Linked DNA regions of Homo sapiens: region 1 is linked to region 2. Evidence: chromatin contacts called from ENCODE Hi-C or POLR2A ChIA-PET data. All regions are on one chromosome and are shown on one strand. Each heading gives the region's core, a stretch centred on a gene start or an enhancer-like site at or near the end of the contact. The rest is flanking DNA. Distances are from core to core; before and after follow the strand shown.

Region 1 (7,474 bases), core at 4,220-6,719, 2.8 Mb after region 2:
CAAACAAACAAAAAAAACTGTGGCTCCAACTCCTCCTATGCCAGAAAAAAGAGTACCCATACTTTCACTCTCACCAGGCTATAACTAGGTGCCCCCAATGCAGTAGGTGTCAGAGAAGGCAGAGCAAATGTTTAAATGCTAAAGGAACAAATGGCAGATGAGATCCATGGAAAAGCTAGCTATTGGGTTAGGAGATAAGAAGAATAAATCAATTAGTGACACAATGGTACTTCTATAACTTAAAAGAAAAATATTGGAATAGCACAGTGAAACAGATGATTACAGGTAGGGGGCGTATCAAATTGACACTGTCTCCTTCTCCCAATTCTGATCACAGCAATAAATACCCAAAAATACTTCAGTTTTTGCTTGGTATCTCTTAAATTCTCCAATATTCTCAACAGCAGTATGGATGGCCAGCGTAGCAGTTAGTGTCATCAGCCAGTCTTATTAAAAAACTGAGTTGACAAATGGCTATAACCAGGAAGCAGGGTTTATCTTAAAGATAGCTTTAAGTCATGCCTAAAAATTAAAGCCATGGCAGGCCTGAGGACAGTCCACAGGCAGGCCTCATTTTATTTTTATTTTTTCCTTAGATCCAGGGACAGACTGGATAGACCTAATTTTAAATACAAGTTTTATAGAGACCTTAAATAGCAAAGAACCAGGTAGGAAGAGAATAAATTAAAATGAGACTAAAGATAAGTATAGGAAAAGGAAATGTTGAAAGCTTGAAAAAACAATTTGGAAAATATATTTGCAGATTCATGTACTTTATAAACCTATTTATAGAGTACTAGTAATATGTTTTATTATTTTTGTCTCTAAATCTTTCCTATATATTAGTAAAAGAGAATTGTACCCAAAAGTATAAATGGCAAAATCCTACATCACTAAATACTTATCTTTAAAAATAAAAAAGCCTATTTGACTTCACAAGATTTTATAAAACAAAAAAGCAGATTTTAAAATATTCTACTAGTTATAAAAATCTGGAAATAAAAAAAGGATACAGCATCCATAGCTATGAGATGAAACCTTCTATTTCTTGCTTCTTCCCTGTTAAAACAAATTTTTTTAAGAAAATTCAAAATGTTTATATTCAAATTAACATAATCAAATCCCCTAATCCGAAGCAACTTAAACCAAGAAATAGAATTGACACTGAAATACCATACCTATCCAGCAATTCTGCTGCAACTTGTTTATGGGCCACCTTTCCATGTTTTTCTTTCTGAAATGGTTTTTGGAGCAGTAAGTCATCTTCAACTGTCCTGATATATTAAGAAGAAAATAAGAGTTCACTTTTTTCAAAGGTTATTTTCTAATTCTTTATATTTTCATAACTGGAATATACTTTAAAGAATGTAAGTCTTAACTTTAAGAAGACTCACTGATCTTTAATGAGATATTTTACATTTCCTTAAATAGCTTAATTAATACCTTAACATTATTTTAATACCTATAACACGGGGAAGATGAAACTAACAAAAGCATGGACTCTAGTGTCATATCACCTAGCTTCCTGATTCAAATCCTAATTCTGTCAATTACTACCTTAATCTTAATAAGATTCAATTATTTATCTCTTTGTTTCTTCATTTCTCTATCTGTAACATAGTGATAAGGAAGTTTTTGGTAATTAATGATACACAAAAAGCAAGGCTGATTATAGAGAACACAAACCACAGATCCAGCTCGCCCAACCCATGGGCCTCATGTGGCCCAGGATGGCTTTGAATGTGGCCCAACACAAATTTGTAAACTTTCTTAAAACATTAAGACACTTTTTCACATTTTTTTAAACCTCATTGGCTATCATTAGTGTATTTTACGCAGGCCCAGCACTGCTTCAGGCCAACAATGTGAACCAACAGATTCACAATTGTGTGTGCTCCACTGTAGTACGTGGCCCAAGACAATTCTTCTTCCGATGTGGCCCAGGAAAGCCAAAAGACTGGACACCCTGCCATAGACTGTCAGCCCTAGTTATAGTGATGAATATAATCCTGGAGCAGAGTATCCAACTAGATTTGCTCAAATTCTATTCTTACAAAGTAGTATTTTTGAATGAAAAATCTAGAAAATGTAAAGCATCAAAAATGTAATTTATTATAATTAGTACTATCCTTTATTGCAGAGACTGAGTATCCTATAAAAATGTTCAGAACCTGTTAGTATGCCTAATATATTGCTCTCAGTGTGAAATAATAAGCCAATTTCTATACATTTGCTTAAAAAAATCAGTCAACAGCCGTGTAAGTTTGGTTAGTATACATCAGTCAACCACTCCTGAGTCAAAGTATAAAACTGAGTTTCTATGCACTGAAAGCTAAGAACAATGCTCCTACGCACAGCAGCTCCACCAAGACGTATCCTGCTTATAACGCACAGGCTTTATGTGCTAAGAGTTTTTGTCTCTTGCAATTCAAAAAAACCTTCCTTGAGTTTCTTCCCGTGACCTTAGTCTGCTCATTCACGTATGCGTAAGAACTGTGCTGCATTATACTTTCATCCTCCATATTAACTTCACTTTGAAGGCAAGTAATGGCAAGAGACCACCATTCAAGCCCCTTCTGAGCTACAACATTTACAAATAAACAGTCCTTGACAGTTGAATGAAAAATATATGTAATGAAAAGGTTTCACTGATTTCTGAAAAGATTCCAGAAATCTGAAACTCTTCTTTCCCTTTCAATAAACCCCTTTGCAGAATTAATTTTTATTTTTCCCACAATTGTTCTCCAATTTTTAATCAATGTATTAGCTTAATGAACAAAAATTCATTCACTAGAGCAATTGTCTTCACATGTAAACAGAATTCAAAAATTTCACTCTTGTTTATTTATACTTCATATTAATCTAGAAAGGATGTGAAAAATAGATCAATAAAAAAAAATTACTTACCTTTTTTTCCTTTTGCTGGATTCTCCACAGCGTTCATCATCACTAAAATCAGAATCATAGCCTCCATGACCATGCATCTGTAAAGGAGTACAAAGTCAGCTATTTAGAATCTATGTTGCCAATTGTCCAGGAAACAATAATTCAAAAATAAGTTATCTTAAACAGCCACAATAGTTTTAAAGGATCATTGTGGGCAGATTCCTATTCACAGGCCATCTAGCCATCTAAAACTTTCATTCGCTTTTAAATAAGAGACATACCTTTCAGGAAATGCATCAACATTTTTCACCCTTAATTATCATTAGGTGAACAAAGAAGGCTACTCTTTGATCTTTTCACTGAAAAACCAGGCCTAAAAGCTGCAGTGACTGCTTACAAGGTTTAGCAATCCTTCACTTTTGATTCAGAGTAGTAATAATCACTGTGTGTTTATCACCAACTTTGTTCTAGACATTGTGTTAAATACTTTACAAACAACACTTCTAATTCTGCAAGTTAGAAAGTTATCTTCATTTAGGAATGAAGTAATCAAAGTTAAGTAAATCTATTTACAAATCCAGTAAGTGGCTAATCTGCTGTACTTGATTCCTGCGCCCACAATTTCAATTACTCCAAATTTCCTCTCTGGAATATGATTTACTATATTCCAGGAGAATTACAGTATTTGTGAACAGTACATCATCAATTGATGAAAATTTTCCTGTAATCTTTTTCAATATATGTAGAGATTTCCATTTTCTTTTGAGTTTCTTTAAGGTAAACCACCTTGCCCTTTGGATTAGTCAGCTTTCTCTTGTTTCATTTTATTTATCCAGTTATTTTTGGAGAGTCTCGCTCTATTGCTCAGGCTGGAGTGCTGTGGCGCCTTGATGGCTCACATCCTCAACCTCCTGGGCTCAATCAATCCTCCCACCTCAGCCTCTCCAAGTAGCTGAGACTACAGGAGTGCATAATCACACCTGGCAAACTTAAAAAAATTTTTTTTTTGTAGATAAGGGGTTTCGCCATGTTGCCCACGCCGGTCTCAAACTCCTGGGCTTGAGCAATCCGTCCACCTCAGCATCCCAAAATGCTGGGACTTCATTTTAGAACTGAAATTCTTAGAAATGCTGGAAGACCTCAGTTGCCACTCAATTGTATTGGAAGAAGCTCCTAGTTCCAGCTTTGCACTGAATTTGGAACACACACTAAGAAGGAAGGATGGACTATTTGATGTCATACATAACTAATTTACATGGCTGGAAGGAACAGTCCAGGTTAAATGATATATCAAATTGTTAAAACTAATATAACGACAGCAAGTGCAGCTGGAAAAAGAGGAAAGAACTCTCTAAACTTCATTGCATTGGATCTAGGGTAAACGACATGTTTCTAGTCCTGGCTACCTTGAATAAGTCATTTCATCTCCCTGGACTTCATCTATTAAATAAGATAGCTACATGAAATAATCTTTAAGTTGTTTAAATCTTTAAATAACCTTTAAAGTCTGTAATTCCATTTTCAAACATAGGTGTGTGGGTATATACCTCTCTTCTCTGCCCCACTAAAATCCTAGATAGGAAGATGCTAGTTAAGGTTGGAGATGAAGGTTTGAAAGCCCGAGTTCCAACTCTACCCTCCCTTACATCTGTTATTGCCTTACACACCTGGATTTTACACCCTTTTTTAGGTCAACTCCAGCTGTCTTACCACATCTGTTCAAGCCATATTGTCCTCTCACTCTTTGTCCTATGTCCTCACGTTCTTTACATCTTGATGGGGGACAGCTGTAGTGTGTTTAGAGATATATTCTAGGATCAGCCTACTAGATTTCACTGCTTGGCTCTGCACTTTCCATTTGTCTTTCTTTGGGCCTGTTCCTTAACCTCTCCAAGCCTCAGTGTCCTCATTTATAAAAAGAGGCTAGTAAGATGGCTGACCTCATACGAATGGAGATTAAAAGAGTTGCCTCATCTAAAGGGTTTTAACGGTGTCTTGTACAGTGAAACCCAGTAAATGTTACATCATCATCATCATCTTTTCCCTCGCCCCAGGACACGACTTCCTATTCTTGCTCCCACTCTCCCATTTCTTTATTCGCTGGCCGCTCCATCCGACCCATACCTATCTTAACTCACTGGTTGAACTAAAAAGCTCTCACTCACTTCAGGCCTACGAATCAACTGACAAGAGCGGGGAGAAACTCAAAAACGGAGATGCCAGGTGTCTCCAGAATCTGTCATCCAAAAAAAAAAAAACCAAACCAAAACAAAAAAAAACCCGACGATCAGCTAGTACTATATGAAAAACAAGTTTTGAGGTCCTTCTCCCTGATGCCAAATATACCCACAGCCCTCCTCACACACCCTTTCCCTTCCTCCCTGTGTGCCAAGTTCGCCCCCGGAGTCGTCGTTTCCTTCTTTCCCGGCAGCTGCAGCGACGACCCACGGCCTGAGAGAGCCGCTGCAGCACAGGTCCCGTGCGCCCTGCCGCACAGCCTCGCCACAACCACCACCGCCGCCGCCGCCGCCGCCGCCGCCCGCAACCCGCCTCTCCCTACGGGTCCCGACTGGGCACCACTTCCGGTCCGACACGGCCACGTGTTACATCTAAATGGCACCGTCCCCCGAGTGCGCCGACCTTGTGCTACAGCCAGAACAGCTCCGGGAAACAAGGGCAGCGGGAGAAACGGCCCGGAAAGGGACGAAGAGGCTTCCAGCTTTCGCCAAGTCGCGGCTCCCAGTTTTTCCCTGGGCCTCCTTCCTTTCCCCTCTAGGGAATCCGGCATCTAGTACCGCTGGCACTGCTTGCTGCTTAGCCCACGCCTCTCATTTGAAAATATATTTTGTTTTACCGTGCCTATCACCTGCCGTCCTCTCTCTAGTAACCTTAGTAACGCCTCCTCGGAGGATCCTCTCAGAGCAGCTCATCAGCGCTTCAGATCAGCCTCTCCCTCCTTCCCCCAGTAAAACAGTTCTCATAATTAGAACAAAAATATCTCTCCATCGTTTCGCCACCCACACAATAGATACCATTCCAAAAGCAGTGCTGATGGCAGAAGAGCTCATCGAATTTGTGAGGAAAGAAAGAATAGGAGGAGAGATTTCTCAGGGTTGAGGATTCTCTGCCGACAAGCGACCTGGCACATGCGAAAAGGGATCCAAAATAGAATCTTAAAAAGAAGAAGAAAAAAGGCAGGAAAAGTTGGATTATTTTAAGCGCCACTAGGTTCTTCCTGTGCTTTGCGTTTTCTACATCACGACGCCCCACTCTTTCCACTCTAGTTGTTTGGTTCATGTCTTGTCTCTCGCTGGCATTAGCAGCTATTCATTTTTTGCTTCCTCCTCAGTACCCAAAACGGTGCCTTGGAAATCACAAGTGCTAATTAAATATTTGTTGAATTGAACTGGCACGCTTCTGGCGTTTACAGTGGGCCCTTTTTAGAGAAAACCTTGGCACTTAATGCACAGTCATTTTACATCTTTTGCCCTAAACAGTAGATAACGATATCCTTATCAGTTCAAGTCTCTAACCCTGACAATAAATTATAGATACATTCTGCTTTATCCATTGCACTGAATGTGATCTTAAAAGGCTATAAGATAAATTAAATTATTGTAAATTAACTTATTCCAAAATGCAATCAGATTATACTTCAATAAAAACTTTTACTAAAAAAAGTGAAAGCAATAGGAAGCCTTACAATTTGACGTTATAGTATATGGAATTATTTTGTCAAGCAGTTTCTTTTTTGGTAAATATATTAAATATATAATTATTTTATTGTTAATAAAACTAAACAGACCTATACCTCATATCCAATTTCCTTTCTATCCATATTTGACATTTATTAGCATTTTTCTACCATCCCTAGCATCTTCTTGTTTGTTGCTTCATTTTACTCTTCCAACAACCCTGTGCTGCTGTGTTATTAGCCTCATTTTACACATAAGGAAGAGAGGCACAGAACCTAAAGCCACAAACCTGGTGAGGGTCGAGAACTGGGTAGTACTTGTGTCTGTCTCTCTATAAGACCCAGTTTCTCTCTCTCTCTTTCTCTCTTTTCTCTCTCTCTCTCTGTCTCTCTCTCCCCCACTTCATGGATTGTGTGGGAAGTAGCTTCTGGTTCCAACATTTCTAAGAATTTCAGATCTGTTGCTACCAGTCCATTCAGGCAAAGATTTCCATTTTTTACTTTGAGACAGCAGTTACTGAAAAAGAGTAAATAGAAAATATATATTAGGCATAGATTGCATGATCTGAACTAGAAATAATACAGGATAGAAAACCCACCTGCTTAGGAAATCTCAAGTTAACAATTATAGCTCAACAACAATAAAAAACACAAACATTTATTCAGTGCCTACTCTGGGCAGGACACTGCCCTAGACATCAGGGTTACAGGTATGTAACAGCAACTCCTTATCCTTGAAGGTTGACTAGTAAGACAGACAATGTGTGGAATAACTACAACAATATATTCTATCATATACCAAGTGTCTAGTACATGCATGAACCTGTTGTTCCTAATTTATAAAATATGTTATTTCAATGGATATGAAAATTTAAATGTGCACCAATGCTATGT
Region 2 (6,943 bases), core at 3,275-5,774:
GCCATGAGTTCATTTATTCAATCAGTTACTTTTGGCTGAGTACCACCTACTTTGTGCCAGCTCTGGATATACCCTCAACACCCTAGATCTCTGTCTCATGTATGTTCCTCTTCCACTTCCATGTGTCAAAATTTAATTCAAGCATTACTCCCTCAAGGAAACTGCCATTTTTTCCCTTCAGATCTCCCAAACTTCCCTCTCAATCTGGGAGATAAATCTCTGCTTTGTGCTCCCAATACATCTGGCTAAATCATTTTATAATATGGTTTTCTTGCCTGGCTCCCCCTCGGCCTTAAGCTGCAAGAGGACAGGGGTTGGGTGGAGCATTTTTCAGTTCACTCAGGAGGGGTGAATGGAATAAACTTAGGATAAGGCCAAAGACTAATCAAGCACACACCCAAGCCCACACACAGCCCAGAAAAGAGAGCTCTTCTGGGAGGATGAGAAGGGCTCAATGATTGCGTTGGATGTGAAAAACCATCCTCTTTTTCTAGGCTTCCCGCAGAAGAAGAAATGACTCAAGAGCCATCCTATCTGAGCCCAGGACTTCTCCTTGATATAATGGGAATAACAATATCTCTCTCATTGGCTATTGTAAGGATCAAATCAGATAACTGATGTAAAATGCTTATCATAATTATACAGTACTTTTTTTTTTTTTTTGAGACGGAGTTTCACTCTTGTTGCCCAGGCTGGAGTGTAATGGTGCAATCTCTGCTCACTGTAACCTCTGCCTCCCAGGTTCAAGAAATTCTACTGCCTCAGCCTCCCAAGTAGCTAGGATTTTTAAGAGACAGGTCTCATTCTGTCACCCACACCAGGGTGCAGTGGTGCAATCCATAGCTCATTGTATAATAACATGGAACTCCTGGGCTCAAGGGATCCTCCCACCTCAGCCTCCCCAGTAATTCAGACTACAGGTGTGTGCCACCACTTCTGGCTAATTTATTTTTTGTAGAGACAGGGTCTCACTTTGTTGCCCACGCTAGTCGTGAATTGGCTTCAAGTGATTCTCCTGCCTCAGCCTCCCAAAGTGCTGGGATTACAGGTGTGAGCCACTGCTACCAGTCTTAAACAGTACTATTATCTTCCAGTCAGAAATTTCTATGGTCTTCTTCAAGGTGCAGATACTTGTTGCCACAGCCATCCCTTCAGGCCAACTTCTGACCCCTCTTCCCTGTTCATCTCCCCTATTCTGTCTTGTCTTTTTCTTCTCTCCACTTCTCTCTCCCCTCTTCCACTTCTTTCCTTTCCTTCCTTCTCCCTTCCTACTTCTCCTTTCCTCTACTCTCCTTCTCTCCTCTCTGGTCTCCCTTCTCTTCTTTTCTCTTCTTCTCCTCCTCCCTCCCAAACAACTCTAGTCTCTGCTTGCTTTGCTCAGGAAGCAGTACACTAGGCAAGAACTGAAACAAATTGCCTCCATCCACATGTAGTTCTACCACTAATAATGCCTTAGTTTTCTCAGATATAAAAAATGGATATTGATTTTAAAAACAAAATAACAAAAAGTAAAAAACAGTACTTCTGCAAGTCTAGATCTGAAAACAGTAATAAAACAAAAATAAAAAACAGCATTTAACACACAGCTGCTTTGAAAATAAGATACATACATAAGTACTTAGCAAATTCGCTGGCCCTCAGTATAGTGCTAAATACTGATTGTTATCTATTCCTATTCTTTCTTACCTCTTCTCTTCCTCTTCACCCAGGCTTAGGGTGCAGAGAAGAAAAGAAGTTTATATGGTACAGTCCACAGCAAAAGTTCTGTGACTTTCAAAGAAGCCCACTTTAGTCTCATACTAGCATCAGATAATTAAACAGTCTCCTAGCCACAGCAATTAGGCAAGAAAAAGAAATAAAAGACATCCAAATTGGAAAGGAGGAACTCAAATCATTACTGTTTGCAGACAACATGATCTTATACATGGAAAACCCTAAAGGCTCCCCCAAAAAAACTCCACCATTTAAAACTAGCAAGTAAATTCAGTGAAGTTGCAGGATACAAAATTGACATACAAAAAAACAGTAGCATTCTGTATGCTAATAGGGAACTATCTAAAAAGATCAAGAAAACAATTCCATTTACAATAGCTACAAAAAAAGATACCTAGGAATAAACTTAACCAAGAAGGTGAAAGATCTGTACAATAAAAAAAATTAAGGAAATAAAGATGACACAAATAAGTGAAAAGATATCCCATGTTCATGAACTGAAATAATATTGTTGAAGTAGACATACTATCCAGAACGATCTACAGATTCCATGCAATCCCTATGAAAATACCAATGACATTCCTCACAGAAATATTTTTTAAAATCCTGAAGTTTGTGTGGAACCACGAAAGTCCTCAAACAGCAAGAGCAGTCCTGAGCAAAAAGAGCAAAGCTGGAGATATCACAAAGCCTGACTTAAAAATATGCTACAAAGCTATAGTACCCAAAACAGCATGGTACTGGCAGAAAAACAGACACATAGACCAATAATGTAACAGAATAGAGAGACCAAAAATAAATGCATGCACCTATAGCCAACTGATTGGTATTGAGGGAGGGATTGAGGGAGGAGGATGGGGAGAGGTTGGTCAACAGGTACAAAGTTAGATAGGAGGAATAAGTTCTGATGTTGTATTGCACACAAGGTGACTATGGTTAACAGTAAGGTATTGTTTATATATCACGAAACAGCTAGAAGAGTTTTTTTTAATGTTATCACCAAAAATGCATGAGGTGATGAATATGCTAATTACCTTGATTTGTTCATTATACAACATATACATGTATCAGAACATGAAATTGTACCCTATAAATATGTATAATTACAATGTGTCAACTAAAAATGAAAAAATAATTGAACTATCACCTTATTCACCTTCACCACACATTGGTCATATTTCTGACCAATCTAGATTGTTATGGTCATAGGTGATGATGCCTGTGTGACCCTGCAAAATTAACACTAGATATTCTCATGAAAAACAAAGCGTTTGCTTCATATGACCTTATTCTATTTGCAGAAGTAATATTCTCTTCTACTCCCACTTAGGAAATATCAAGTACTGGAAAAGGCAAAATATCTCTTCTTTACAAAAGTTAACCAAGAAGAGAATTGCATGCTACTGCATGGAACAGATCCTTCCTCCCTTCTGAGACCGACAAGAAAATCGCATAAAGGAGTACTAGTTAAGGTGTGGTCCATAGACGAGAGACTATCTGTGAACTGTTTGTGATCAGTAAATAAGAGAAATTGATGGGTGAAGCATGTGGGTGGGCTCCTGTAATCACAGCTAGGAGAGAGGATTGCTTGCGTTAGAGTCCATCCTGGTCAATAACGAGATACTCTCTCTAAAAACAAAACAAAACGAAACGAAAACTCAGCAGGCCACCAACTAGGATACTCCCTAGGTCAAATGACCGAGCCTCTAATTCTGTGATTGTTGTTGCTGTGCGCACGTTAATAAAACAAACAAACAAACAAAAAGTGAAGATGTTTAGAAAGTTTACAGTACTTTGGCATTGTCCTGATAATCCAAGCTCCTGATCAGCAGATTCTATTCAGCCAGGTATAGGGCAGTTCGAGTGTTGTCAAATTTGTGATTCCCATGAGGCCAGGCTGCTTACTGGTAATGCATAAAGGACCACATCCTGGTTCGCGAAGAGTTTGGGGGTAGAGGAAAAGGAGGGAGAAACTGATCCTTCATCACAGGTAGTTTGAGAGCACTGATGTAAACTATAGTCACACTTTTGTAGTATAATTGATTATTATCCTCAATAGATCATTTACACTAAGTCGGAAAAAAGTGGAAACATCAGATATGTGGGATATGCGTCACCTTGTACATTTCTCAGCTGGAAAAGTGTAAAACATCTCAATTTTGCACCTCCCTTTTCAAACATGTCTTTGGCTAAATCAATGTTGGCTCTAACCGCTCGTCCTAGAGCGAGTCCCGCCATCTTGTGGTTGAAGATGTTGACTGCCACAGAGAATAGCGGGCTTTGACATCAACAGTTCTGATTGGGTAAAAAGACCCTCGTCTTGGGGTAGTTCTCTTTTGAAGTCCTAGAGTCCGTCACACACAAACGCCTTCTTCCCGGTAAGTCCATTGTAAACAACGGAATGGACTTTAGGGAAAGGAAAGGAAAACGTGTTCTTTAAGACTCTTTAAATAGCGTTTTCACCCATTAGCAGAATTCTCTGATTCATGAGCAGCACTAAGTAGATACCGTGTGCGTGCATTTTGAATGAATTCATTTCTACACTATTTTATAGGAGTATTGAATAGTTGGGAATTGGAACCCCTCCAGGGGGAACCAAACATTGTCGTTCAGAAGAAGACAAAGAGAGATTGAAATGAAGCTGTTGATTTCAACACACAAATTCTGGTGGTAGATGAAAGCAAAGCAAGTAAGTTTCTCCGAATCCCTAGTCAACTGGAGGTAGAGACGGACTGCGCAGGTTAACTACAGCTCCCAGCATGCCTGAGGGGCGGGCTCAGCGGCTGCGCAGACTGGCGCGCGCGGACGGTCATGGGACTTCAGCATGGCGGTGTTTGCAGATTTGGACCTGCGAGCGGGTTCTGACCTGAAGGCTCTGCGCGGACTTGTGGAGACAGCCGCTCACCGTGAGTTGCCCCGGCTTCGCGCCTGGCCAACCTCATGCCACCCAGACCATCGGGCCACACTCCGGAGTAACTATTTCCTGATGGGTCTCGGTCAGGTCTCCCAGAGTCTCTGGGATGTCCCTGGAGGCTGATGCCCGCCGAGGTGTTGGTCTGATTCCTAGCGCGGGAAACTCGAAGGTTCTGGGGGTTGTTATCTGGTTCAGCTACTTTCCTGCAATGAGGGAACTGAGGCCTAACGAGGGCGAGGGATTTGCATAGGGGCCTACAGCTGATAGGTGACAGAAGCCGGAGCTGGACTCCAAGGGTACAATCTTCTAAGCTTCTAAGTTACTATCAGCCCTTCCTGATTCTCACGACAGTGTCTAAACAAATACTGGAATTTGGGGCACGGACAGGAAGCGCCGTGGAGGCTCGGAGAAGGAGGAGGACGTGGGAGTGTTGGAACAATACTATCTAGACAGAGAGAGGGTAGGTGGGGGCAGAGGACATACACAGCGGAGTGGAGGTGGAGGAGGAGGATAGCATGGCCCAAATCGAAGGGAAGCGAAAGCCTTGAGAGACGAGAACCTGTTTTAACTATTGGAGTTAGTCATGGGTTCTGTATTCCGTAGACTGTAAAGTGTTGGAATAGAGAGATTAAAAAGAATCAAGAGGTTCGTGTAGTAACATCTGCTCCTCAGAGACAGTTTTCAGCTCATTGTGAGTTCTGATTACTGATACTGTTCAGAGGTGGTGCTAGAAATGACAACCACTTCTTGGCAAAGTGAATCACACCACTTTTTTATTGTTCTCTTTATGAAGTATCCGTGGCGAAATGACTGTCCCTTTCCACTGCTGCCACTAAATGAACGTTATCTCTGTGGTACTTTGCTCATCAGCACGAAGACGAAAGTAGACATGATGATCTGGGCCATTTGGCGCTAATGTTCTTTGATCCTGTAAAATAAGTTTTCCTAGGTGTAGTTTGTCGCAATTATTACCTCCTCAATGAGGCTTTTCCTGACGCCATCCCATTTTTGAATAAATCATGAGCTTCCTAAGAGAATTGCCATGTCTTATCCTTTTATTTACTGTGCTTAACACGTTCACTCTGCAGGCACCAGTACATGGCAGTTACTCAGTTAATGCTTGTGGAATAAACTGAACACATTAAAAAAATTAATACAAAAAAGAAAAGTTAATAATGATTTCTTTAGAGAATTTCCCCCAGTTTAAAATACACTTGGAAGAGGTGTGGTAATATATGTACATTGTTAGTGGTTATTTGTTTGTAAATTAAATGGAATTCATGGCATATAAAGTTGCCTCAACTTACAAGTCAAAGACAAAGGACTGCTCTGCTATTTGATGAGTCTGGAACTAAATAGTGGACATTTGCAAAGAATAGGAAAGACAGAGCCCTGGTTCTCAGTTTCTGATGTGATACAAGAAACCAATAATAAGCTTCAGAAATATACTGTGTAAATTAAAATACCCTAAAGCCTGATTGGGGAAGTAAGTACTCCTAAGCTGCCAGATGAGGAGTAGTCTAGGAAAAAGTTTTGTGGAGAAACAGATCCTAGTTGACATTTCTGTAGAACGGTAGGGACATTGTTTAGTAGCCAAAAGGATATCCTAAATGGGTATAACAAGGAAGTTTAGAGCAGATTTGGGAGTGTGGTAAAGAAGAATAGGGAGGAGGTGTGGCTGGTTGATTTGACTAACTGGGTGCAAGGTGAAGCCCAAGGTACAGGCATACTTGTGATTTTTTTTTTGTTTTTAAGGGTAACTTTCTTCAGGGAGCCTTTTGTGACCCCTACACCAGGTTTCACTGTGCTATGTACTTCCATAGAATCCTTACTTATAAAAAACATGTATTTATATACAATGACTTGCTTAATTGCCTTATTTGCCTTCGTTCTCCAACAGACTAGGCTGTAAATTTCTTGTGGAGAAGGATTATATTATTTATCCTGTATGCTCAACACCAGTTTAGGGCTTGTCAAGTAATGGATGCTCAGTAAATATTTGAGGGAGGAAGGGAAGAAGGAAGTTGGACAAACTGTTGAGAGTTTGGCATTGATATGTATTTTAATGTTAATATCCTTTCATCCCCATTGGTATTTTTAAAAATTAAAGATGGGAGTCATGATTTAGATTTTTTTTTGGTAGCCCAAATGTCCAGAACAGTGCTAACTGATGAGGATAATAAAGCAAGCCCTTGACCTCAAGGAGCTCCCAGTCTGTCGATGGTGTGCAGCTTAAAATGGGAAGCGGGCAGTGGTGTGAGGGAGTTATCACTCCATTTCTCCTTAGGAAAGGAGTCTCTGAAGGAAGTAGAAGGA

The links. A loop is a pair of places that touch in the nucleus more often than their neighbours do. ChIA-PET counts read pairs that join two places held with the same protein, here RNA polymerase II (POLR2A). Pooled maps may share reads with other maps.
Region 1: a map of naive thymus-derived CD4-positive, alpha-beta T cell shows a loop between it and region 2 (10-fold over the local background). The contact joins the promoter of FRA10AC1 here to the promoter of RPP30 in region 2. A Hi-C loop is called at or near these places in 2 of 168 maps with a recorded cell type or tissue (CD4-positive, alpha-beta memory T cell and naive thymus-derived CD4-positive, alpha-beta T cell) and 12 of 50 pooled maps. POLR2A ChIA-PET finds 5 or more read pairs at or near these places in 1 of 52 experiments (activated CD8-positive, alpha-beta memory T cell).

What each region holds. Positions count from the first base shown.
Region 1 is chr10:93,697,123-93,704,596 of GRCh38, forward strand. It overlaps FRA10AC1 (FRA10A associated CGG repeat 1), which reads right to left and starts at 5,470. Exons shown (of 14, transcript NM_145246.5): 1 at 5,253-5,470; 2 at 2,908-2,984; 3 at 1,179-1,274; 4 at 1,014-1,059. The coding sequence starts at 2,984. RefSeq lists an enhancer at 5,459-5,758.
Region 2 is chr10:90,867,450-90,874,392 of GRCh38, forward strand. RPP30 (ribonuclease P/MRP subunit p30) reads left to right here and starts at 4,525. Exons shown (of 11, transcript NM_006413.5): 1 at 4,525-4,619. The coding sequence starts at 4,538. RefSeq lists enhancers at 4,363-4,657, 4,376-4,645, 4,776-4,835.